Regions from separate parts of the Mus musculus genome. Here all the other regions are linked to region 2. Evidence: chromatin loops called from intact Hi-C (ENCODE). Cell type or tissue: left cerebral cortex. All regions are shown on one strand.

Region 1 (8,000 bases), 84 kb before region 2:
CCCCGAGATCCCAGAAAGCAAGTCATTGTCAGCTCCAACCTTCTTCCTGCCTGCTCTGCTCACTCCCATGTCACCTACAGCTAGGAGACAGCAGCAGCCAGGGAGACGGAGCCCCAGGAACACAGAGGTGAGTAAATGGGTCCTGCGATGCCTATTGCCCACGGCCACCTATGTGTACCTGATGCAGTGACTCCTTCGTGGTGCCACATCTCCTACAGAACCCATGAATCTGAAGGGCTCTCCAAGCCTCACTAACTGAGAACCCAAAATACAAGATAAATACCCACAGCAGGGCAGGAGACATCTGTAGACCACTGGCAGATACTGATACCCACACTAAGAAATACTTCATTTTCACTCTGAGCTGGAGACTTGCACACATTCTCATTTAATCTTTAAAATAAATCGCAAGGCAACTAACTTCTTTGTTTTATAAGCAAAGAAACTGACTTATCCAAGGCCAAACATCCAGTTATAGGTAGAGCCAGGATCCTTCTCAGTGGGCCTCAATCCCGACCCAGTCCCTGCACTTTCAAACAGTAATACATTAGCAAATGTCGTCTATAGAACCCTACTAAGTATAGTAGCCTGTGTCTCATTTTCAATCTTATCTTACTTTCATTTTAATTAAAGTATACACTATGATGAACCCAGAGGTATTTGGCTTCCATTTGGTGGTCATTTCTATTCTAGCAGTGTACAGGTTTATTTTGTGTGTCAACTTGACACAAGCTGGAGTTATCACAGAGAAAGGAGCCTCCCTTGAGGAAATGTCTCCATGAGATCCAGTTGAAAAGCATTTTCTCTATTGGTGATCAAGGGGGAAGAGCCCAGCACATTGTGGGTAGTGCCAACCCAGGGCTGGTAGTCTTGGGTTCTATAAGAGAGCAAGCTGAGCAAACCAGGGGATCGAGCCAGTAAGCAGCACCCCTCCATGGCCTCTGCATCAGCTCCAGCTTCCTGACCTGCTTGAGTTCCTGTCCTGACTTCCTTTGGTAATGAACAGCACTATGGAAATGTAAGCAGAATAAACCCTTTCCTCCCCAACTTGCTTCTTGGTCATGATGTTTGTGTAGGAATAGAAACCCTGACTAAGACAAGCAGCCTATCAGCATGAGGAGGGGGAGGGGTGGCAGCCTATCAGCATGAGGAGGGGTAAGGGAGAGGAAAAGAGGGGGAGGAGGGAAATCAGAAGGATGGAGTTAGTGCAAGTCATACTGGACACTGAAGTGAACCATTATGCTTGAATTTTGCAGACTAACTTTGGGAGAGTCAGTGCTGACTATATAACATGCTGAAGACTTGACAGCCTGCCAGTAACACTGCCCCACATCCCACAGGACCACTGCCAAGGGGAATCCCAAAGGGCAAAGCAGCCACAGTGATTCTCAAAATATAAAGCTCTTCCCCGACCCATCAAAGCTGCACTCGCACCCGCCCACATGACGGGTGAAGCTGCCTAGCCAGTGTGTGCTGCCTTGACTCTGGTCCACTTGGCTTTCCACCCCTCCAAGGCAAGGGCCACTGTCAAGTATCTCCTGTGTAAATACTTCTGGAGCAAGATGGCATTGAGTCCTATGGCTGGGTTTGTGGGTGGTGTTTTGATGCTCTTTAAGGAGTCAATTGCTTCCTCGAGCATTTCAGAAACTATGGAGATGGAGACTGTTCTTTAAACACACCCCTCCCTGAGTGAAGGAAGATTCTTGTCTAGGTAGCATCATCTAGTGGGGAATCTCTGAGCTGCAAGCCAACAATCTATCACAGTCGGATTGATGCTTTTAGAGCCTACAGAAAGGGCTTCTCCATTTCATTCATCATCTTCTGCAATATCTACCATATATAAATTTAGTAAACTTCTATTAAGGCAATAAACATAAAATGAGCCTCAAAAGCACGAGCAGTTCTTCTAGCACGATGGACAGGGATCTTGTCTGGCTGGAACCAAGTTTTGGTTTGGATTCTCAGAGCTTCTGGCATATGTGTGTGTGTGTGTGTGTGTGTGTGTGTGTCCACCTCCTACTGTGTTGCTCCACTGGAAGCTACCCTATCTACCATCTCAAAGGATGGATTAGTAAACCATTCTTGCAAGGCATTTGAGCAACTCACAGAAAGAGATGTTTGAAGTACAAATTATTATTTTTAAAGGTTTCCCAAGAGCGGGCCAGCAGTTACTACAATTACTATTCAGTGAAGAATCTTAAGTGCACACAGCAGACACGCCTGGCGAACTCAACTGTTTCCATGGGTCTTAAAGGTTTAAACTAATCACACCTGTATGGTTTCTGAAGATAATCTGATGGCTATAACATACAGAGATAGATAGCTTCATTACCACAAATGACTCCAGAGCAATCCAGGAGAGAGGAAAGCCGCTACTGTTATGCAGATGTTGCTGCCTAGAGCTAACCCAACTCCTTCCTGACACCTTGGCTGGCTCTAAGTAATAGGATTTCAGAATGTTACTGACTGGCTAAGAGGGTTTCCCATCTGTAAAATGAGAGAGAACTGCCACTAATCTCTCCAGCCTTAGGAATGCACAATGGCTTTTGTGGTTTGTACAAAATAACAACAGTGAGAGTCATATCCAAGTCATACAGCCCACCCTTATCTCTGTGCTTCCGCCACCCTGGAGGCAGTCTCTACACTGAATACAATCTGGCTGCCCAGTGACTCGCAGTGGCTGTTCTTGCTCAAAGTTCGCCCTACCTCAGCCACATATCACTCATTCCAACATCCCATTTAGCCACAAGAACCAATCAACAGATAAAAGATGTTGGGGAAGAAAAGTGCTTCCTTGGTCCATCAGAAGAACTTAGATCACGAGCAATGAGTGATTCTAACTCATCAACAGAAATAGCACCAACTGCCAGGGTCAAACGTGGTGTCCAGGTGAGCAAATACATTTACCCAGCGTTGGCTAAAGAAATTCAACACTAGTGCTGAAAATTGATGGGTGCAAAGGGCTCTGTCTAACTTGAAAGATCAGACATTCTGTCACCTTCACAGAGCTTCAGTGTCATGCACTGTATTAGAATTCTGCAGAGAAAAAGAGCCAATATCCATTGATAAAACAGCAACAACAAAACTTAAGACGCATCCGAAACACAATTGTGAGGACCAGAGTCTGTATTCCCAGGACACACATAAATCAGTGTGTGGTAGCACATATCTGTGACCCCACAACAAAGAGATAGGAGGCAGAGGTAAGAGAATCCCAGCTAATCTGGCATAGATATCAATAAACTATAAAAATTCTTCTGAGTTACAGAGACAAAGTTTGGAGCTGAGATGAAAGGATGGACCATGTAGAGACTGCCTTATCCAGGGATCCACCCCATAATCAGCATCCAAACGCTGACACCATTGCATACACTAGCAAGATTTTATCGAAAGGACCCAGATGTAGCTGTCTCTTGTGAGACTATGCCGGGGCCTAGCAAACACAGAAGTGGATGCTCACAGTCAGCTAATGGATGGATCACAGGGCTCCCAATGGAGGAGCTAGAGAAAGTACCCAAGGAGCTAAAGGGATCTGCAACCCTATAGGTGGATCAACATTATGAACTAACCAGTACCCCGGAGCTCTTGACTCTAGCTGCATATGTATCAAAAGATGGCCTAGTCAGCCATCACTGGAAAGAGAGGCCCATTGGACACACAAACTTTATATGCCCCAGAACAGGGGAACGCCAGGGCCAAAAAGGGGGGGTGGGCGGGTAGGGGAGTGGGGGCGGGTGGGTATGGGGGACTTTGGTATAGCATTGGAAATGTAAATGAGCTAAATACCTAATAAAAATGGAAAAAAAATAAAAAATAAAATAAAAATTCTTCTATCAATTCAATGTTGTCCTTACACTGTCACATGCCATGGCAACCCTTACACATATGAACATACACACACACACACACACACACACACACACTCACACAATGATGTGAAAAAGACTTATGATATACAGAGCTATGGAAGCCCACTGGGAGATCGTTTGCCTCTTATGCACAAAGCTCTGGGTTCAGCTCCTAACTGAAGGGGTGGGCAGATACACGATACCTCTGTGCCAGTCAATGGGCACAGGATCGTTCCAGGGGTCCACAGTACATCGAGAAGATAATACATCAGACACACAGATATGTTCAAGCTATTAGAAAGTGCTCGCCTGACAAACCATGATTAACATGTGCGGTGACACCTGTGCACCTGCCGTCTTTTCAGCACTACCTGTCCTACCTTCATCCTGTTGGCCACAATAAAACACTCTGACCAAAAGGACTTGGGGAGAAGAAGATTCAGTTCTTTCTACCCTTCTGGGTCACTATCCATGTCTGAGGGAAATCAAAGCAGGACCCTGGGCAAGAACCTGAATCAGAACCAGGGAGGAATGCCACTCTGCTGGCCCCATCTCTGCTTGTTCTCTCACAAGCTCATCCTTAGCTAGCTTTCTGTACAGCCCAGGGCCACCTGCCTAGGAATGACCCCTCCCACAGTGGACTGCACCCTTATATATCAATGAATAATCAAGACAATGCCCCATAAATGTGCCTACAGACCAATATGATGCAGTCAATTCCTCAGTGGAGGATCCTTCTTCCAAGTGGCACTAGGTTGAGTCAAGGTGACACCTGAGTTGACAAAAGATATTACCTAAAATTTCATGGAAAGAGAATATAGAACCCAGCATCAACACATTACAAGTACTTAGCGAGTGGGAGCTATGACTTTAAACTATTATCTGATTGCTTTAGAGATCAGCCTTAACTAAAAACAGAAACCCTTCTGCAGGCTGACATTTAAAAGGCCACCACACAAAGAACACAGACCGGCTTCCAGGAAGGTACTTGTGAAAGCGTGGGCTGGCGAATCAACGGCACGGGATGTTCTCTTCCAACAGCTTGCCATTTCAGCATCTTTCGATTAGGCCGACACATGGTGCTCTCGAATGGCCCAGCTTCCCTCCCACGTTTGCAGACCAGGATTATTCTAAATAGGAAGCCAGTCCCCAAAACCTCCCACTTGCCGCCAACACAGGTCAGCCACAGGATTGTGTGCAGTCAGGCTGTGGAGCAGGTGCGACTACCTGTGTGAAGGTCACAGCCTAGTTATTTTATGTGTCAGTCTGAAGATAAAAGCAGACAACAATGAACCAGTCTGCACTCTCCCCGTGGAAGGAGATTGTCTTAAATTTGGGAAGTGGTTTGTCACTGAGATAACCTCAGCTACCCTGCAAAACAAAGCAAATAAACAAACTCGCTGGAAGTGAGGGTGCACACTTGAATTCAACTCTAAGGCAGACGCAGTGCTGGGCACTGCTGTTCAGTTACTTTGTCTGTCTTCAGTAGACACCGGTCATGGCGCCCTTTCTCCCTAGAGTCCTCCCCACGGTGATCTATAAACTGTAAAGTGCTAGTGCTTTAAAATGATTTTAAAGCAAGCCCTGGAATTACATTAAGGGCTTGCTTTAAAATGATTTTAAAGCAAGCCCTGGAATTACATTAAGGGCTTATCCGAGCCAGAAGGAGGCTGATGATGGTCAGGAGGAACCGACGCAGAAGGGTCACGTAACCATTTCCGGTCGGCAGTGGAGCCACTCCGCCCCCTCTTACCAATGAATCCCTGTCCATATAGACCTCAAAGTGCTCAGCCTGCTCGCTGTCTGCGGGTTTGGCCTCCTGACCAGACGTTTCCATTACCGCAGCTGCTGTTTGTAAGCGTGTAGCAGCCCTGCGTCTTAATGCTTCTCACCACACGCTTAATTTTTTTTTCTTCTCCTAGAAGAAATTATGGCCATTTCGGCTGAGTGTCCCCATTCTGTATTCTTTCAGAGCTCGTATTCATCTTTTATTTTCCTGAATGAGGTTTGGTTTATAGCATATAAGATAGGAAAACAGGATTGAAAAGGCTGGGAGAATATAAATCTTCCCTTGGAAACAAAATGCTCTCAGCGCATTTTAAAGACTTCAGAGTTTTTTTGACGCCCTCATTCACTGGAGAATTTTGGAGGAAGTAAAATCCGAGAATCCCTCTCCCTCTTCCCCCCGCCACTCCCCTATCTCTCTCTTTCACACACACACAGAAATAAAAAAATTTAAAAAGCCAGCCATATAGCCTGATTATTCCAATGTCTTCCAGTACACTGTGTGTTCCGTCAGACACTCCATGTTGGAAAGGTTTTCCATGTCTCGCTGGGTTTGCACATTCCTTTTTTCCAGCCAAAGTTCAGATACCTCGAGGACAGAGCTACACCCTAACCATGCGGTAGAGGTCTATTACATCATGGTGGTCTATTACATCATGGAGGTCTATTACATCATGGATCGCTTAGGCAAATCCCAGAGCTCCACTGGTGTGGGTACTCTGGGACTCGGTGCTTTTCCCAGGCTACCCCACTCCAGAGGGCCCTTCATGTCACCATAAAACTGATTTCTTTACCTAGCCACACAGGAGGACAAGATCCTCAATGGCTCTAGACTAGTCTTCTGGATATAAACACACCAATGAAAAAGCTGTAGTTTTCTTCATAAGCTAAGGATGTGAGGACCTAAAGGAGCAGGGTTCTGATGACAAAGCTTAAAGATGAGCAATTCGGAAGGAAGGTGTGTTGTAATGTGTAATCCCAATGATGTTGTTTCTAGCACGTTCAAACAGCAGCCAAATGAATGGCTCCATCCTCAGAATGAAATACATTTTATAGGGATTTCCCCCTGGAAAACTAGAGCTGAAGGTGGGGCTGGAGAGACAGCTCAGCCATTAAGAGCAGTTACTGCTTTTTCAGAGGATCAGAGTTCAATACCAGGTACGCAACTCATGACCCATATTACTGCAGCCCCAGAGACCCTCATACCCAGTTTTGGCTTCAGCAAGTGTACACACACACACACACACACACACACACACACTATAATTTAAAATAACTGGAGATATGTGTGCAAAAACACATCAGACCACAGCAATCATTTAAAAAGAAGAACCAATTAAGAATGCCTGTTGCTCTATGTCCTGACAAGGCTCCTGGCATACAAAGACTCTTCTCACAGGACCCAAAGAGCACAGTTAAAAGTGACAGTAGTTGGGCTGAGAAGATGTCCTGGTGGTTAGTAATGTGCTGTAACCATAGGACTGGAGCTTGGGTCTCCAGAAAACTAAGTGCTGTTGGGAGCTAAAAAGAGGCCCTGGGGAAGAGGGGGGAAGGGGAAGACCCACACCCCGCCAGAGTTCCACCTATTCTCTGTTCAGTCAGCGGTGGGAGGGCTGCCATACACTTTCCACTCATCCCTGAGTGGGCATCTAAGCCACTGACCCATTCTCCGGGGGATGGCTAAGGGGCAGCCCTACCTGGGGGCCCCGGAGCTACTTTCTCCTAAAGCCCCAGGGAGCCCCTGTGCTAAAGCCACTGGGGTTATGGGAGAGAGGGGTGAGGGAAGAGAGGTTCCCAACATCGCAAGAGTGAGCGCAACGGATCTTGACTGGAGCAGAGACCATCAATGGTTTTAGAGCTTTGTTATAGAAAGGCAGGGAGAAAGAGAGACGATAGAAAGGAGAGAGAGAGAGAGAGAGAGAGAGAGAGAGAGAGAGAGAGAGAGAGAGGAGAAAGGCTAGAGAGAGAGAGAGTAAGAGAGAGAGAGGAGAGGAGAAGACAAAGAGAGAGGAGAGAGCATGAGAGTGAGGGGTAAGAAGTAAGAGAGAGATAAGTAAGAGAGCAAGCAGAGGCTGAACAGCCCCTTTTATGGTCTTTACTGTTGCTAGGTAACTGGGGAAGAGTTTAGCCTGAAGGTCAGACGCTTGAGCCATTGCCTACGAGTCTTGTAGCTCTGCTTCTCTTGTGGGGGCTGTGGGGGGCGGTAACTTAGGCAGGAGCCAGAGTTCCAGGAGCATGAGGGAATGCCTACCGTGTCATGTAGGTGAATTATCACCCTTCAGGGTTCAGACCTCAGCTCAACTGGAGACAGCCTGTCTATGCATAGCCCAATGCCCCACAAAGTGCCAGGTGGGCATGGCAACCCCC
Region 2 (8,000 bases):
GACAAGCAGATTTCAGAAGACTGGGCAGCACGTTCCCTGAGGAGTTGTCTCCTGCACTTTGAGAGCAGACTGGCTTTAGCCAATTGATAGTGACAGCTGCCAATTTCTAATAACTTCTTCAGGCCACTTCCAGTCTTTACCGACTAGATTTGTAATTTGTTTGCTTGTTTGTTTGGCCAAAGCCTGGCTCTATTTAACTGATACACTGATGGACATGCTAGGATTGAATAACACTGAGAAAAGGCAAGCCAACAGAAATGCACAGGGCAGCATTCAGCACTGTATGTCTAAGTGAAGGGACAACCCCGAGGTGGCTCTGCTGAAGTTCTAAGAGCCAAAGTACAGATCAGCTCCATGGAGAGAAAGGGAGAGAGGGAGAGAGGGAGAGAGGGAGAGAGGGAGAGAGGGAGAGAGGGAGAGAGGGAGAGAGGGAGAGAGGGAGAGAGAGAAAGAGAGGGAGAGAGAGGGAGAGGGAGGGAGAGGGAGGGAGAGGGAGAGAGAGAGAGAGAGAGAGAGAGAGAGAGAAGAGAGAGAGAGGAAGAGAGGGAGAGAGAACACGAGAACACTCATGGACCTGTCTATAGAGCTCTTGGTTACCAACCAAAACTAAGTAGTCACACAGAGGTTCCAGGTAAAAATTAAAGGGTGCACCCTACACAAAAGTGACTTTTCAGGGGCTGGGTATGTTGCTCAGTTTCTGGACTGCCTTCCGTGTATGGGGTCCTGAGTTAATCACCAGCACCACATATGTCAGGTATAGGGGTGCATGCCTGTAAGCCCAGGACTCTGGAGGTCTGCACAGGACGATTAGACATTCAAGGATATCCTTGGCTAGAGAGAGAATTCAAAGCCAGACAGGGCTACATGAGATCCACTCCTAAATGAAAGGGGGGGGTGGTCTGTGAAGGGGGAAAAAAAAAACCTCTTAAAATGCAGACGCTCTAAATTGGTGTTTTTCAAATGCCAGTTCAGATACACAAAAGAAGGTGTTTGAACTGCACTGCCTTGCACAGCCTGTGTGTAGTGTGCAGCACAGAGGAGCCCTGGGAGCAGGCTGTAGATGAGAAGAACCAGTCAATGTTACCAAGTACCAGGAGGCAGGAGCTGACACAAGGGTCTCAATCAACACTGTCCACTGAGCACAGGGTTTCAGGAGACTCTGTGTCCAAGTCTGTCTGTCTGTCCACATGTCTGTCTGTCTCTGTGTGTGTGTGTGTCCATGTGTGTGTGAGTGTGTGTGTGTGTATGTATATGTATGTATGTCTGTGTATGTGTGTGCACGTGTGTCTATATGTGTGTGTGTGTGTGTGTGTGTGTGTGTGTGTGTGTCTCCTGTGCCTGTGAGCCTGTGTGTGTGTCTGTGCTTATTTACATACACACTGGAGACTTTCTCCCTGGAGCTTGGAAGGGAGCGTCACGTCTCCTCCCTGTGAAGCCCCTAGCTTGGCCTTAACAGTCACAGTTCACACAATGGCTACTCTCTGGGTGAGATCGCTCCTCCATCCGCTGGCACTGCGGTGGGATTCTAGCGACCCCCCCAGAAAGTTCTCTCTTCAGTAGGTAAAGCAGCAACCCCTCAAGCTATCCAGGATAGGCCCTTCCCCCTGTGAGATTCAGAAGCCGACACGCTGGCTCACTTAACTATAGCCGAAGCTTTTCTCAGAGGCTCCTTGGCCTCAAACAATTCTAGCACACACCCAGGCCAGAGCTACCATGCTGCCACAAGATTCCTTCTGAAACCTAATCCAGACACTTGTGCCCCACATGAGAGCATCCACCAGGGTCTGCTAGGTCACCTTTGGCGTTTAGTCACCAAAACCTGAGACTGTCAATCATCCCCTGAACACAGTTCATTCCTCCATCCATCTGTGCCTCCAGACTTATTGCTCTCTCCCCAGAATATTCCCACCTGTGGAGCGCATCTTTTTGTACCACTTCCCACAATGCCTCCTCCAAAACGACTGGCAGCCATTCCCGAAGGCACTTCTCTTCCAGATCCTCTCAAGGCACCATCCTAACAGCGACGGACTGTGCCTGGAAGGCCCACCCGTGCTGCCCCAATTCCTCCAAGCTTCAGTTTGTGTCTCTGTAAAGCAGGGCCTTGTGTTGCGTCCTTCAGACACCTGGAGTGAGGACTGAGCTAGTTAGCCTGTGTTTAGCACTCAGCACAGGCTAGAGTGTTCTCTAAGTGTGAGGTCCCAGAGGGCCTGAGCTTGGGCTTAATTGGTTTCATGCCTGGTTTCTCCATCTCATGGCAGGGACACTCCTGAAAGCAGGCCCTCGATGAGTCCTGGTAACCAGATCATTTCTATGCTAGCGCACTGTCTGATATCCAGAAGGGAGTAAATAGGAGGTTTGTCCAATAGTTACAGAAGGCTGCCCATGAGTGAAGGTGGGGCAGACTGGTTCCAGGCACTGCCCGTAGCTCAGAGGCATTTCAGCCTCTACTGCCATCACTGAGGAGCCTGCACCAGTGTCTCACACTGCCCCATGCTCTGTCTTTTGGGAAGTGTCTGGGTTTTCCTACCCCTACATTCTACTGTCAGAAGTAGAGCTGCCTCCCCCTCCATCTTCACAGACACTGCTCCAACGACATACAACAGCCCGGCACCTCACCAAAATCCTGTCACATCAAAGGGACAGCCAAGAGTTCTAGAATCAGCCCCCCACAACAGCTTCATCTCTGGACCACACCCTTGGACACTATGTTGCCAGTGGATGAAACGGCTCTCACTGAAGTGGCTAATGGGGAAACCTGCTCCCTACGGGACTGGTGAAGGGGAGGCCGGCAGTGCCAGGTGCAGCACGAGCTGTGGTGAATGCTGTGCGTGGGTGGGTGGGCGAAGCTGTTTCCATAGGGGCACCTTCTCAATCTGGGTGCTGCTAAGTGTGTGACCCAAAACAACTAGGCAAGCGTGGAACAGAGACAGGAGGTGGTTATTGCTCTGGGAAGGTTACAGATACACAGGGAAGGTGACCAGGATGGCCTGTGGTGAGAGGGAGACATCGCTAGGAACTCAGACTGCCCTTAGGACAAATGCAGGCAGCTTGGTGCAAACACATCCACCAACCGCCATGCCAATGCATCTAGATTGGTGCACAGTTATCCTGCCTTATCCTGTCAGCTGGGAACAAGGAAGCACCCGGCACTGCCAGGTTCCAGATCTGGCTTCCCAGTATTATCCTCCAGTGAAAGGGTCTGGGGCTCCCATGGTCAGGGAACACACAGCATAAACCTGAACTTTCCCATAGTACAGAAACTAAGAGAGTGTTCAGAAAACAAGCAAAAACACCAAAGGGCTCTGGGGGCCAACAGCATGACCTCCCAGTGGCCAGAGCCAGAATGTATGAAATCGAGTAGAATTTGATTATAACCTAAAGTACAGAATGTACCTCTAATAATCCACTATAATCGAAATAAATAATCAACTAGGGAAAGAGGCGAGGGAGGGAAAGACAAGGTCTGCCATGCAGTGAAATGCCCACATGAGGAAGGGGGCAGCTCTTCCTTCCCAGGGGGAGCAGCACAAAAAAAAGGTATCACGTGGCAGACAGGAACTTTGCAGGGGGTGGGGGACACACATGTCCTCAGACAGGTGACAAGGGTGATCCCAGAAATGAAAAATCACACCGATAGCGGAGACCCTGATAGGATGCGATCAGAGGTCGATCCTGCTCTACCTACAGTCTTCCTCTCGAACATCCATTTCCCCATCTACTCACGAGAAAGGTCTCAGACAAACTCCAACGGAGAAACGGTCTCCCAAATGCCTGACCAGCCCTCCACACAACAGCAGCAGGTGATCCAAAAGCCCTGAAGGCAAATAGGTGCTGTCTTAGTTAGGGTTTTACTGCTGTGAACAGGCACCATGACCAAGGCAATTCTTCTAACACCAACATTTAATTGGGGCTGGCTTATAGGTTCAGAGGTTCAGTCCATTATCCGCAAAGCAAGAGCATGGCAGCATCCAGGCAGTCATGGTGCAGGAGGAGCTGAGAGTTCTACGTCTTCACCTGAAGACTGCTAGTGGAAGAATGACTGCCAGGTAGGTCTTAAGCCCACACCCACAGTGACACACCTACTCCAACAAGACCACACCTAATAGTGCCACTCCCTGGGCCAAGCATATACAAACCATCACAGGTGTTTTTACTAAACTGTCGCTCTTCAGTCAGGTAAACTTAAACTCTCACTACATGGAAACTCCTGTCAGGTGACTCACACCAACCCCTTCCCTCAATCTCCCCGCCAGAGAACAAAGAAAGTACTGCTCCCCTTCCGGTCACCTCTTGTCATACCTCAGGGGAGCATTCTCCATGGATTCTAAGCCAGGAGTGTGTGCAGTGGAAGGAGCGGGCTGGATGGACAGCTTGCCCAAGGAGAGCTCCAGGAGTAGGCTCTTCTCTCATTGGGGATGCTTAAACAAAAACGTGCATAACTTACAACACTTTTAGGCGTCGCTATGCTCAGCCCGAGTGTGCTGGAGAGTGTCCTTATGTTACTGGAATTCCTTCACGGCAGGAGCTGGGGTGCAGAGATGGTTCTTAAAATGCATCCCACTTTGGGGACTTGTGCTAAAACAAAATCCCAGTTTGTACCAAAAGTATGACTTTAAGAGTGACGAGAGTGCCCTCTTGTGGTAAGGACTGAGAACTGCAAGCAACCCTGTGACTATTAAGGATATTAAGTTGGGAGTTTTCTCCTCTTCACATTCTTGGTGGCCCGACAGAGGAAACCATCCTTGTAAGTACAGAAAATTCCAGCGGGAAATGGACAAATCTATCCTCGGCCAGACAGGTCCAGGTTCTGTTTCCCTTCTTATGAGCAGTCACCTTTGACAGAAGACCACAAGCTGCTGCCCCAGTGACATTGATCGGGACCTCAACGACTCTTGACACCAGGTCGAAAGTCTTTACGGAACACACCAAAATGGCAAAGAGTTGCTCATTTCTGAGGGCCACCCCGTCTTTGGAGGACAAAGAGATTAGATAGATAGATAGATAGATAGATAGATAGATAGATAGACAGACAGACAGACAGATAGGTGGTGGGTGGATGCATGCATACATATATTTCCTGAAAGTCAGCCTCCCACACAACAGAACAGGACAACAGAACAAAGAGGACATGGAACACGACTCACCATGCCCTGTCTAGGTCACTACAAGACAAATTTTTTTTTTTAAATCCAAATTTTTTTTTAATCCAAACAAAGCCACCAGTTTTCACATGTAAATTATTTATTCGGGTAAGTGATGAGACAGAAGCCGCATCAACAGTAAAACCAGGGTGCTCTGTGACGACAGGGTAAGACAAGAGGAGCCCCACCCCAAGTTTTATTAAAATGAATGTGGAGTACACCTGGCTGGATCCCTTCCCCGTGCAGGCTCTTGGGATGCTGTGATTCTAATTCACAGACGCTCTCTGGCAAGCCCATGTGTTTTCAAGCCCTAGAGAGGTAGAAATGTGGAAGATGCAACTTAGTTTCAGCTATTCCTGTGACAGCCAAAGGGCCAGCAGAGAAGACAACCCCAAAGACAGTCGAAGAAATGCAAATTAAAGGAAGGCGGTTGGCTGCGTTATGTGCCAGTGAGTTGACTTGATAACCTGAGATCCACACCTGGAACCCATGCGACAGAAGGAAAAAAACAATTCCCAAGAGCTGCCCTCTGACCTTCACACGCACACCTAGAAGAAGCATGCCTGCATATCCTGTACACACGATTTTTTAAAAGGATCATTTCTCTTTTTCACAAAAGAAATGATGCACTATCGCTCTGCACTAACCAGAGAGGTAAATGAAAAAGCTTGATGTCCTGGCATATCAATTACAGAAGACCCAAGGAAAGAGACACTAGAAACCACCTCTAAGAAAAGGCTGAAATATTCTTTCCATTCCAGGGCAGAAGTAGCATCCAGTGTCTGCAGAATGTACGTTATCTTAAGACCCAGGCCCTCCCTTCTGAGAATTCCAAAGCACCGTTTAGACAACTTTTCTGAGACCAACGTCCCTTTCCCAAAGGGTCATGATGGCTCACAGACTTTCCCCTTTGGGCTCCAGGTGCATCAGAGAAAGAAGACAGAACTGAAAATCCAGAAACCATTTAAGAATCAGACCAGGATCGGGTAGACCCTCCAGAGCTTCCAGCAGACATGGCAAACCAGCAAATGCCATGACTAGACACAAGATGGCTGACCAGGCTTCCAGTCTCACAGGTTAAGAACTGTTCCCAATCACAGGGCTCGTCTGTTTGACCCATGAGCAACACCATCCTGTGTGCCTTCCTAGTGTAGACTCCACAGAAGCCTCACTGTCTACCCTGCGGGCTACACAGAGGCTCCACACTGAGAACCGCAAAGGACTGTGAGCCTCTCTGAATCTACAAAGGAGCTCACCTGCTCTACAAACAACCTTGGCTTGCATCTAAATGAAGTGTCTAGAGGCTGTGCTCTCCCAACTTAGCCCCGGACCACAGCATCCTGAATAGCATTGCCCTTAATGAGCCACGGATGAGACAATGGCTCTCAGGCTGCTCTGGCATGGACTCCAAGCTTCCTTGGAAAATCAAAATGCCAGAAGCCCAAGTAAACACTTAAGACACAACAATGCCAAATAGACATGAATAGCAAATACCTCCAAAAATATGAGCTTCTCAAGAGACATTATTTACGCACTCTGCCATTTTTTTTCTCTTTCTGTGGCTCTCAAAGAGGATTTAATCCTCTGACAATTTTTCACTCAGAGAAAGACAAAGGAGCCCACGGTGGAAGGGAAAGCATTGCTCCATGAATCAAATCCAGTCTGCCTCATAAGTCACAGTGGATCTACATTTCTGTTCTGAGTAACGATTGGAAAGAGGGCTACAACCGTAGTCAGGAGGTCTGACTTGTCACCTCAGCTCAGCAACTGACCAGTGGTGAGGCACCAGCTTCCCTTCTGAGGTCTGGTCTCACTGGCCTCACGGATCACCTGTCTAGGGCCCTCATAGCTCATGGCCTCAGGAATGTGGCAGAGGGCTGAGTGTTCCACTCTAATGTCCTCAGTTTCTGTTATGTGGGTGCCTCTGCCCATCTCAGAGGCTCTAGGCTGGTGAAGCCTGCACCCACAAGGCAGGATAACCCAGAGGCTTCCACCTGCCTGGACAGAGTGGAGTTCCAATCCTCAGCAGGGTCTGCTGCTGCAAGGATTGCTGGTCCGGAACACACCCTCTCTGGTCTTCTGTCCCACTCCTCTCTATACAGTTTTCTGGTACTATCGCCCACAGCAGGCTCTTGAACTAGAATCCTTTGGAAGAAATCCAGATTGAAATAGAGACAGCATGGCTTTCTAGCAATCCACTCTGTAACACAAGAACTAGTTCATTTCTGTCCAGAGCTGACCCCAAAGCAACCTTAGGGGGAAAGCCTCATTTTAATACGGCTCTGAAGCTCTGGCTGATTCCTGGTGGCTCTCAGCGATGAAAAGTGACACTACTCTGTCACCTGCTCTGTGTGCTAGGGACCACTAGTGCCACTTCTCTCTTAGAAAGGGCCAAAGGCTAATGTCATGAGAAAGCAGGCCAAGTCCAAGGTGGCTGACGCAGGCCTTTGAACCTGCGCTTTCACAGTCCACGGACCTGAAATGTCAGTGCTCCCTGACAGTGGTGCTAAGGGAACAACTGCTCGACCAACTTCGATTATCTCTGGTAAAAAGAAGCCAAATTCACAGGAACACGGAGCCTGGCATCCTCTGTCCGGTGTAAGCGGAGAGCTGGGGCGTCTCTGAAGCCGCCTAGGAAACACACTTCTGGGCGTGCCTGTGAGCATCGGCTGAGGTGGAAAGACTCGCTCTATATGTGTCACGGGCTGTCTCAAACAACCACACAGCTACTGGCCCCCAACCTGCTGCACCGAGCAGCCACCACTAGAGGCCACCACACGTACCTCTGCACCTGAAACCCTTCATTAACATCCTCCAGATAACTCAGAAGTGAGACTCACGTTGCGAGTGAATGCAGTC
Region 3 (8,000 bases), 670 kb before region 2:
TGTGAGATTGAAGAGAAAAAAAAATCAGTCCTGAGTGTCCTGTGGCAGAACAGGAGAGCTCTCCTTCCTGACACCATTCTGTGTTAGACGAAGTAAAGGTTTTCTTTAGCAACAGCCTAACAAATGACTTCCGTCACAGCCTTCTCACAACTTTGCCTGATGGAGACTGTGGTAGATCTGGAGCAAAACTAAATCCAAGAAGAGCTCCTAGGTGTTTGTACAGGATGTGCACCTCAGGTGGCCACATAGAATGGGAGCCCTGCCCACTTGGCAGGCCAGAACAGCAGGAGCCACCATTGTAAGGAGGCTTGTTGAAGCCCCTTTGAGCAGGCAGGTCTGCATTAGCTCCTTGGGACAAAGGGACATGTCCCATAGTGCCTGGGGGTTGCACTTGTTGCTTTGCTTGGTCTCAGTTTCCAGCCTTGGAGTTGAACTTTCGAGGTGGGTTTCCTCCCTCTTCCTTCCTCCTCTCTCCCTTCTTTCCTCACTCCCCCCCTCTCTTCATTCCTTTCTTTTTCTGTCTTTCTTCTGCCCTTTCTTCCTTTCCTCCCTTCATATGTCCTTCCTTTCGTCCTTCTTTCATTTCTTCCCTCTTTCTTTCCTTTCTTCTACCTTCTCCCCTCCCTCCTTCTCCACTACCTCCCTCCTTCTTTCCTTCCTCCATCCCTCCTCCTTTCCTTCATCCTTCCCTCTTTGTTTCCTTCTTCCTTTCCTTATTCCCTTCATCTCTGTTCTCCCCTTCCATCTTTCTTTACTCCCTTCTCTTTTCCGCCATCTGCTTTCTTTCTTTCTTTCTTTCTTTCTTTCTTTCTTTCTTTCTTTCTTCCTTTCTTTCTTTCTTTCTTTCTTTCATCCCTCCCCTCCCTTCTTCATTCTTCATTTCCTCTCCCCTCCTTTTTGTCTTCCTTCTGTCTCTTTTCCCTTTCTACACTCTCCTGCTTCTTTTGGACTTTGACGGAAGATACCCCTATGTAACTCAGACTGACTTCAGACTTGCCATTCCCCTGCCTCACACTCCAGTTATGTTGGGATAGCAGACGTGAGCACCACCTGGGAGATGTTTTCTAGGGATGAACTGCATTGATGTTGATAACTAAAGGCCAAGAAGAATCCCATGCCATGGCGCTTGCAGCTTCCCTTTCCACTGCAGAGTAAGTATTTCCATCTACAGGCACCGCGACACATGGAAAGGCTGCTGCTGCTCGTCCTGATCACACAACACTCTCATACACTGAACTTGTAACCAGCACACCTGTTTCCACAGGCGTTTTTAAAAGACGACTCTTAAACTCAGTCCTTCTATTTGGGAACAATTGACCACTAGGCTATGGAAGGAACAAAGTATTTGGGATATCTTTTCAGATCCACCAGAACTTGCAAGGCATTGACCTTTTGACATTTTTTTTATTCACAAATACTTCCAGAATTTGAGGCGGGTCCCTACTAAACAACGAGTGTGAAAATCCAGGGCTGCACTCTGTTCGTCTCACGCCAGTGACCCACACACACCGCCATCCCCAGCCAGACACCAGGCGTAAACTTCCTCACAACCACAGCCCTTATCAGCAGCTTGCACATGCAGATTCCAAGTATGTAACCAATCAACAACCAAGAGAGCAAACAGAGGCTGTGACTGTTAGGCCTGGGCGCTGGCATTTACAGCCCACTCCAGAGGGCTTCCTCCTCAGACAGCCTCCTCCTGTTCACCTCTCTGAAGTCTCTCTAGTACAACTTCCACATTTTCAAAGAAATATCCCTTGCTTCTTCCGGAGAATGTGAGCCCCCTCCTTGGTGAGCCCCGCAGCAATGTATGTACTAGTGCCGACTGCACATGTCTGTCTATCAGTGAACCTTGCTACATGTCTCAGGACATGCCCTGTTTTCTTCCAGCATCCAAGGATGGGAAAGCTGAGCCCTGCATGCAATCCCTTTGGCGTCTCCCATCTTTAGCATTCTACACAGTACAGGTGAGTTGCAATATTTTGATTGTCACTTAAAGTCTGACTTACTCATGTGTGACAAGAGCTATCATCTCACACAGGAGGAACATCTGCAAATACTACTGTTGGTTCACATTCATAAAATGCAGTAAGATACAAAGTAAAAGAGCTGAGAGGTTTCAAGCCATCTTCTAGACAGGGAGGGAAAGTGTGTTTTAATAAAAACACACTGGCAATTTCAAATAATCAGAGATGCATTTAAATTGTATTAAAACATCTTTGGAATCAGGAAACCTGATTAGGTTTTTCCCAGAGGCTTCCTACGCTGAAACCAGAGATTTATTTATTAGTCTAAGGAAAGGAGGTTCAATTTAAATGAAAAAAAAAAAAAAAACAACCCAGCTTATTAATTATTAGCCAAGCCACGCAGTTGCTTCCTGGGAGGCAAAGGAAAACAGGCTTTTAAGCCAAAGGGAGCTGAGTGTGTTTCCAGCCCTCCATGCCTGCCAGAGCTGGGCTCCCCAGGGACTGGGGCCTTTCAGCCCAGAGCAGTCCCCAGCAGAGATCAGAGGAGAACCTGTGGAACTGAGCCCTGGTGGAGGCTCTCTCTTCTCCCCTCTGGTGGTGCAGGAAGAACCTTGGGGCTAGTCCCTGCAAAATTCTGCTTTCCTCCTACTCCGCACCCCCCCCCCCAACCCCGCAGGGCTTGGCTGGAAAATACCAGGCTCCAGAAACTGAACATCCATCTGCAGCTGCTATTACCGGGTGTCCGGATTCTAGACCAGGACCGATGGGGTTCAGGATCCACTCACATCATTCCTATTCCCTGATAAACTTTGCATCCTTCTTGGAATAGAAAGTCACAACTAGCATGCAGCCCTTCCTGCCCTAACTGGTGTACCACCTTCCTGCTCCCCCAAACTAACAGCTGCTCTGGTGGCTCACTACCCCAGGAAGGAGGAAGGATCAGGGGTACAGAGTGCCCAGGCTGAGCGGCGGGTGGGAAGGACGGCGCACAAGCTGTCACCTTGTGGTCTGCTACACCGAGGTATCCTTCGAGCTGCCGGGGTCCTGCGGGGGCGGTTCTACGTGGCTGGGGACTGCTCTCCACAAGCTGCGTGCTGCCAGTCGCGGTTGCCGCCTGCTGCTGCTGCTGCTGCTGCTGCTGCTGCTGCGGGGGCCGCTCCTTCTGGCTGCCGAGGCTGCTGTACACGAGCAACAAGCTGGTGCACATGGTAGTGAGCACTAAACACACTGCCAGACCATGGCGCTGCAGGCGGGCGGGGGAGAGAGAGCAGAAGACAGTGGCTCAGGGTGCACCAGGGAAGCTTGGCTCCTTATTGGCACCAAGCACAAGTCCGGAGCATCCGCCCCAGCCTTCCCAGCAGCCAGAGAGCAGAGGTGACACGGTCTTGCGCACCCGTCAGGGATGCTCCTGCATCGCTGCTCACAGCCCGCGTCTCACAGTGGAGGGCAGGTGGCGCGCGGTGACCAGTGCAAGGGTGAGCGCGTCCGCCCAGGGTACTTTGGGAAGGAGGATCTAGACTCCACCTAAGCTGCTCGGATTCCAGCCCTCCAAACACCCTCTCTTCTCGCCCCCCTGAGGCTTCCTGCAGAGATCCCCGCTAAGTTTGAAATCCGACAAGAAAACCAAGAAAGTCAAAGATGGTGCTTCCTCCCCGCCCCTCTGAGTTTGTGCCCAGCGGTCACAGTGGGACACCCTCCATCCCTGGAGAGGTCAGCCTGCTCCTCTGCTCTCCAGTCGCCCCTTGGATCACTCGCTAAAGATCCAGGAGCCCAGGCATCCCTAGCGCCCATCCCGGATTCCAAGCCAGGTAGAAAGTTGTCACCAATGACAGGTGACCTCTTGGCACAGAGATAGATACCCGGAGAGGCTTCCCCAACGGTCTAGGAGACCCAGAATCCCAGGGGTCTTTGCCTCTGCTTGGCAGAGTTGGAACAACAGACTCACCATCAGGGTCTTCATTTTGGGCTCCTCTTTTGTGCGGAATTCTCAGGCAAGCGCGTCCGGAGCCACTTTTTCTTGGAGGTTGTCCATGGTGGGTGATGGGGCGGAGGCTGCTCAGATGCTCACCTGGCAGTGACGGCAGCTGAGCGGGAGCAGGAGCCGCGGGACCGGGAAGCGCTGCTGTTGCAGAGATTAGAGGAGAATTAAAACTGAGCCGGACCCTCCGAGTCTTAGCGATCCACACACTGCCGCCTGCCGCCGCCTGCTGGGTCCTAGAGTCCTCTGCAGTCCCCCTCCCAACCCCCAAACCATCTTCTCAGTGAAGTGGAATTTCTGGGGCAAGACTGTTACCATAAAGGTGCACCCATTCCTTAGTTTGAAGATTTATTATCTTTGAATGGGGCTGTCAAGTTAAAAGGACGCAGAATCCAGTTTGATCCTGAACACGGTAGCCATTTGAAAATTTACTAAATTTTCAGGTTTGTGATTTTAATAAAGAAACAAGTTAGCCTCCCAAATGTCAATCGATCTCTTTAAATTTGCATTTGTGTTTACAGCCTGGCAAATGTGATCATGGGATTGTTTTCCTTAAAAATTACGCCGCTGTAATAATTTCTAGTTGTTTTCAAATGTCCTTTCCCTCCCTAATTCTGCTTTGACAAATCATTAGTCTCCTGCTTCCCTTGGACCGTACCCTTCCATGCAAATGGCTTCATTCATCATTTGCTCCCAAGAACACAATTTATATTTCTACTCAACCTGCGAAGTCCCTGGTGCTCATTTAAATGATTTTAAAGTTTTGGAAACACTCGGTGCATCCCATTCATGTGATTAACCGTGAACTGTAGAGTCTTCCTAATGTCAGTGAAGAAATATTAGCTGTTGAAGATAAAAAGTGATCTCGCATCCTAGGATCCTGAAGGCTGTGATTCGTCCCTCCTGCTGTCTGGGGCACTGGTGGCGTATACTTTCACAATCAGGACCTGGATTCCAGTTAAAAGCTGGATCATTGTTCAGTGCTGAGTTCAGATCAGTAGCCTGCTCTAAGTATGCTCTTGTCCCTACATCTAATTAGAGCAAGCATTTGTTAAACCTCTAATTTAGCTGAAAACGTATTTCAGCCACGTGACATTATTCAGTGAACATAGTCGTCTTAATGTCTCTCTTAACACTGTACATGTAGCCGTGTGAGGTTGAAGATCACATTAAGAACGATCAGCAGGCCACCTGAACCATGGGCAGGCACAGTGAGAGCCCTTGCAACTCCCCCTTTAATCTTCTCTAATCTACCGCTGGATGGATGGCACAACGGGGACTATTTTTAACGTATGAGGCCCATGTCCAAACTCTATTAACAAAGTTAAAATTATTGGTTCAGTAATGAGCATCCAGGAGACAGAAGCACACACCATGGAGCCTTTCGAGGAAAACACAAAAATTGGAAATACTATCCGATACTGCCAGCAGTGCGGTTAGCTATTTATTCAATGTGTGCTGTGGGCATGAATAGTGCCCGTTGTCTGGACAGGCAAGGCAGCAGGCAGAGGAGAATCTTATCGGGTCTTGGCAATTCTTTATTGTATGGCTGCACTTGACACTCAAATTAATGAAACAAAGGACCAACTTGATGAATCATTGCAAGCAGATTATCTGTGTTTCTCCAACACGGCTTTCGAGATGCAGCCAGACGAAGCCCCTGCCTTCCTCAGATTGTTCTCCTCCGTCTAGCAAGCTGCCCAGCAACCGATAAAACACTTCTCATATATTCTGCGCTGCCAAAGAGAGACATCGTATTTATGACTTAAGCTCATGGCGGCACATTGGACATCTGTTACACGGTGTGTCTGACCAGACTCATTAAGCTTATGATTTTTCCCTCCTCCTGGGATGGCAGTTAGCTGGTCACAAAATTACTTACAAAATGAGTACATTTAAATTTTTAGTTCTGAGCTTGATTGAAAGAACTTTAAGGTATCTGGCTTTCTGATAGTTGATTGGGATGGTAAGACTCTTGGAGGGATTCTGGCTTGGGAGTCAAAAGGACAAGGTAGGGCCAGATGAAGGTGGAGGAGATAAGGAATGGGAGACAATTCAACTTGACGATTATGTGGTAGTCACCTGTCACTCGATAGTTCTGTTTAGGAAACATGGTGGTGGAAAGAGAGAGAATTAAGCATAAACGTTTTCCTTTAAGGACTCAGAACTCTGTCTCTCTGTCTCTCTCTTTGTATCTCTGTCTCTCTCTCTCTTTCTGAGTATGTGTATAGTGAATTTAATGAACAGACAATGGAGGAGTTCTATCGATTCAACATATGTTTAACAAGTATCTACTTTGTTATGCACCTACTGTGTGCTAGGTACTGGGGCCTAGGCTTGCAGTTTCAAGGGAACAGCAGTCAATATTCAGGCGTGGACTTTTAGGTGATAGGGAGCAACCAATGTGCAGATTTGTTTCTTAGCTTTGCCTCCTACTTCATTAAGATCTGAGGGGTGTGCTTTTCATGGCAACCCTTACGTTGCACCGACAAGTGGATCTCTGTGTCTGAGGCTAGCCTAGTCTGCATGTCAAGTCAAGACTACACAGTGAGATCCTATCTTTAAAAAAATAATCCAAGAGGTTTGAGATTTCAAGGGTAACCTTGTACATGTATGTACCTTTCAGTTATTGATCTGACTAGCCACAGTGAATGTAAAATAGGCAAATTCCTAAGTATTTGATGGACTTGGAGGAGAAAAGACAGGTAGACAAGTCAGTGGAAATGTCTGGTTTGTCTAGCTTGGACACTTCAATCCAGAGTGGGACAAGTCACAATTTGCCTCTTAAACCCAGGTAGCTGAGACAAATTTCTCACCATTTAAAACATTGCTACATTTCTACCTCTTCTGCTATCACATTCAATCAAATTGATTCCTATTTCTGAAAAAAAGAGAATGGAAAAGAAATTGAGTGTTGCAAAATGTAGTTTCTGTGATAAAAATAAGCTGAGAATTGTTGAAACAAGGCATGTCCTAGGTGACAAGGAATCTGAAATTTGGAGGGAATGTTAGCTTTGCACAGGGCCTCAAAGAACACAGAGATACTAGAGGAGAAAGAAAGACACATTGAAGTCTGCCCACAAGCTCTACTGTGGTTCCTCAGGAAAAGGTCCTTTCATTGTGTGTGTATATGTGTGTGTGCACACACATGTATGTTCATATGTGGATGTGCTTGTATGTTCATAAGTGTGTGAGTGTGTTTGTGTGCATGTATGTTCATATGTGGGTATGAGTGTATGTGCAAATGTATGCTCATATGAGAGTGTATGTATATATGCTCATATGTGTGTGAGTGTATGTGTATATGTTCATATATGGGTGTGAGTGTGTGGGTGTGCTTATATGCTCATATGTGGGTGTGAGTGTGTGTATGCATGTATGTTAATATGTGGCTTTGTATGCATATATGCTCATATGTGTATGTGAGTGTACATACATATATGTTCATATGTGGGTGTGTGCATGTATGTTCATATGTATGTATATGTGTACATGTAGGTTCGTATGTTTGAGTGTATGTGTGAGTGTATGTTCATATGTGGGTGTGAGTGTGTGTGTGTGTGTTCATGGCACATGTATAGAGATCAGAAGACAACCTTGAATGTTGATTCTCTGGTTCACTTTTTCTTTGAGACACTGTTTCTCACTGGCCTGGAATTTTGCCCTGCAGGCCAGGCTCGCTGGTCCTGGAAGCATCCAGGAATCCAACTGTCTTTATCTCCAATCTTGTTGTCACTGGGGTTGCAGATATACCTTGTCCTGGGGATCTAAACTCAGACCCTTACACTTGGCAGGCAAAGTGTTCACTGACTGAGCCATCTCCCCTAGCCCATCATACATTTCTTAGATAGATGAAAGGTACAAGTTAGTGTAACAGGAGTTAGTTGGAGTTATGGCTGCCTTTTACATTATAGTCTTGGAGAAAGAGAAGAAATTTCTGGAAGGTGCAAGAAGAGTAAAGTGTTTAATGATGGTAGAGAGTCCGAGAACAAGTCTGACCTTTGTTCATCTATGCTGTAAAGTTTACCCAACTTTCTTCACTTCATAGGCAAGAC

What was found. Hi-C counts contacts between places; a loop is a spot of excess contacts. Peaks named below come from ENCODE experiments on the same cell type or tissue, not always from the same donor. Only the 100,000 strongest peaks of a DNase experiment are listed, where the experiment ranks them.
Region 1: a loop joins it to region 2, with 2.2 times the contacts of the local background. A loop is called at or near these places in 2 of 42 quality-filtered maps.
Region 3: a loop joins it to region 2, with 3 times the contacts of the local background. A loop is called at or near these places in 4 of 42 quality-filtered maps.

What each region holds. Positions count from the first base shown.
Region 1 is chr3:153,566,413-153,574,412 of GRCm38, forward strand. All of the region lies in intron 1 of St6galnac3 (ST6 (alpha-N-acetyl-neuraminyl-2,3-beta-galactosyl-1,3)-N-acetylgalactosaminide alpha-2,6-sialyltransferase 3), which reads right to left. Among named protein-coding and RNA genes, the nearest start is that of Gm32721, 20 kb to the right of the region's middle. In left cerebral cortex, a CTCF peak has its summit at 1,737; DNase peaks (open chromatin) are centred at 1,658, 4,886 and 5,997; H3K27ac peaks cover 892 bases.
Region 2 is chr3:153,650,675-153,658,674 of GRCm38, forward strand. All of the region lies in intron 1 of St6galnac3 (ST6 (alpha-N-acetyl-neuraminyl-2,3-beta-galactosyl-1,3)-N-acetylgalactosaminide alpha-2,6-sialyltransferase 3), which reads right to left. Among named protein-coding and RNA genes, the nearest start is that of Gm52633, 59 kb to the left of the region's middle. In left cerebral cortex, CTCF peaks have their summits at 4,639 (motif pointing left) and 7,914 (motif pointing right); DNase peaks (open chromatin) are centred at 2,798, 4,574, 6,420 and 7,903.
Region 3 is chr3:152,978,091-152,986,090 of GRCm38, forward strand. St6galnac5 (ST6 (alpha-N-acetyl-neuraminyl-2,3-beta-galactosyl-1,3)-N-acetylgalactosaminide alpha-2,6-sialyltransferase 5) reads right to left here and starts at 4,120. Exons shown (of 5, transcript NM_012028.5): 1 at 3,913-4,120; 2 at 2,968-3,210. The coding sequence starts at 3,927. Gm46830 (a long non-coding RNA gene) reads left to right here. Exons shown (of 4, transcript XR_003954686.1): 3 at 1,891-1,967. In left cerebral cortex, CTCF peaks have their summits at 2,558, 3,421 and 4,160 (motif pointing left); DNase peaks (open chromatin) are centred at 1,817, 2,595, 2,852, 3,195 and 2 more places; H3K4me3 peaks cover 3,208 bases; H3K27ac peaks cover 2,541 bases.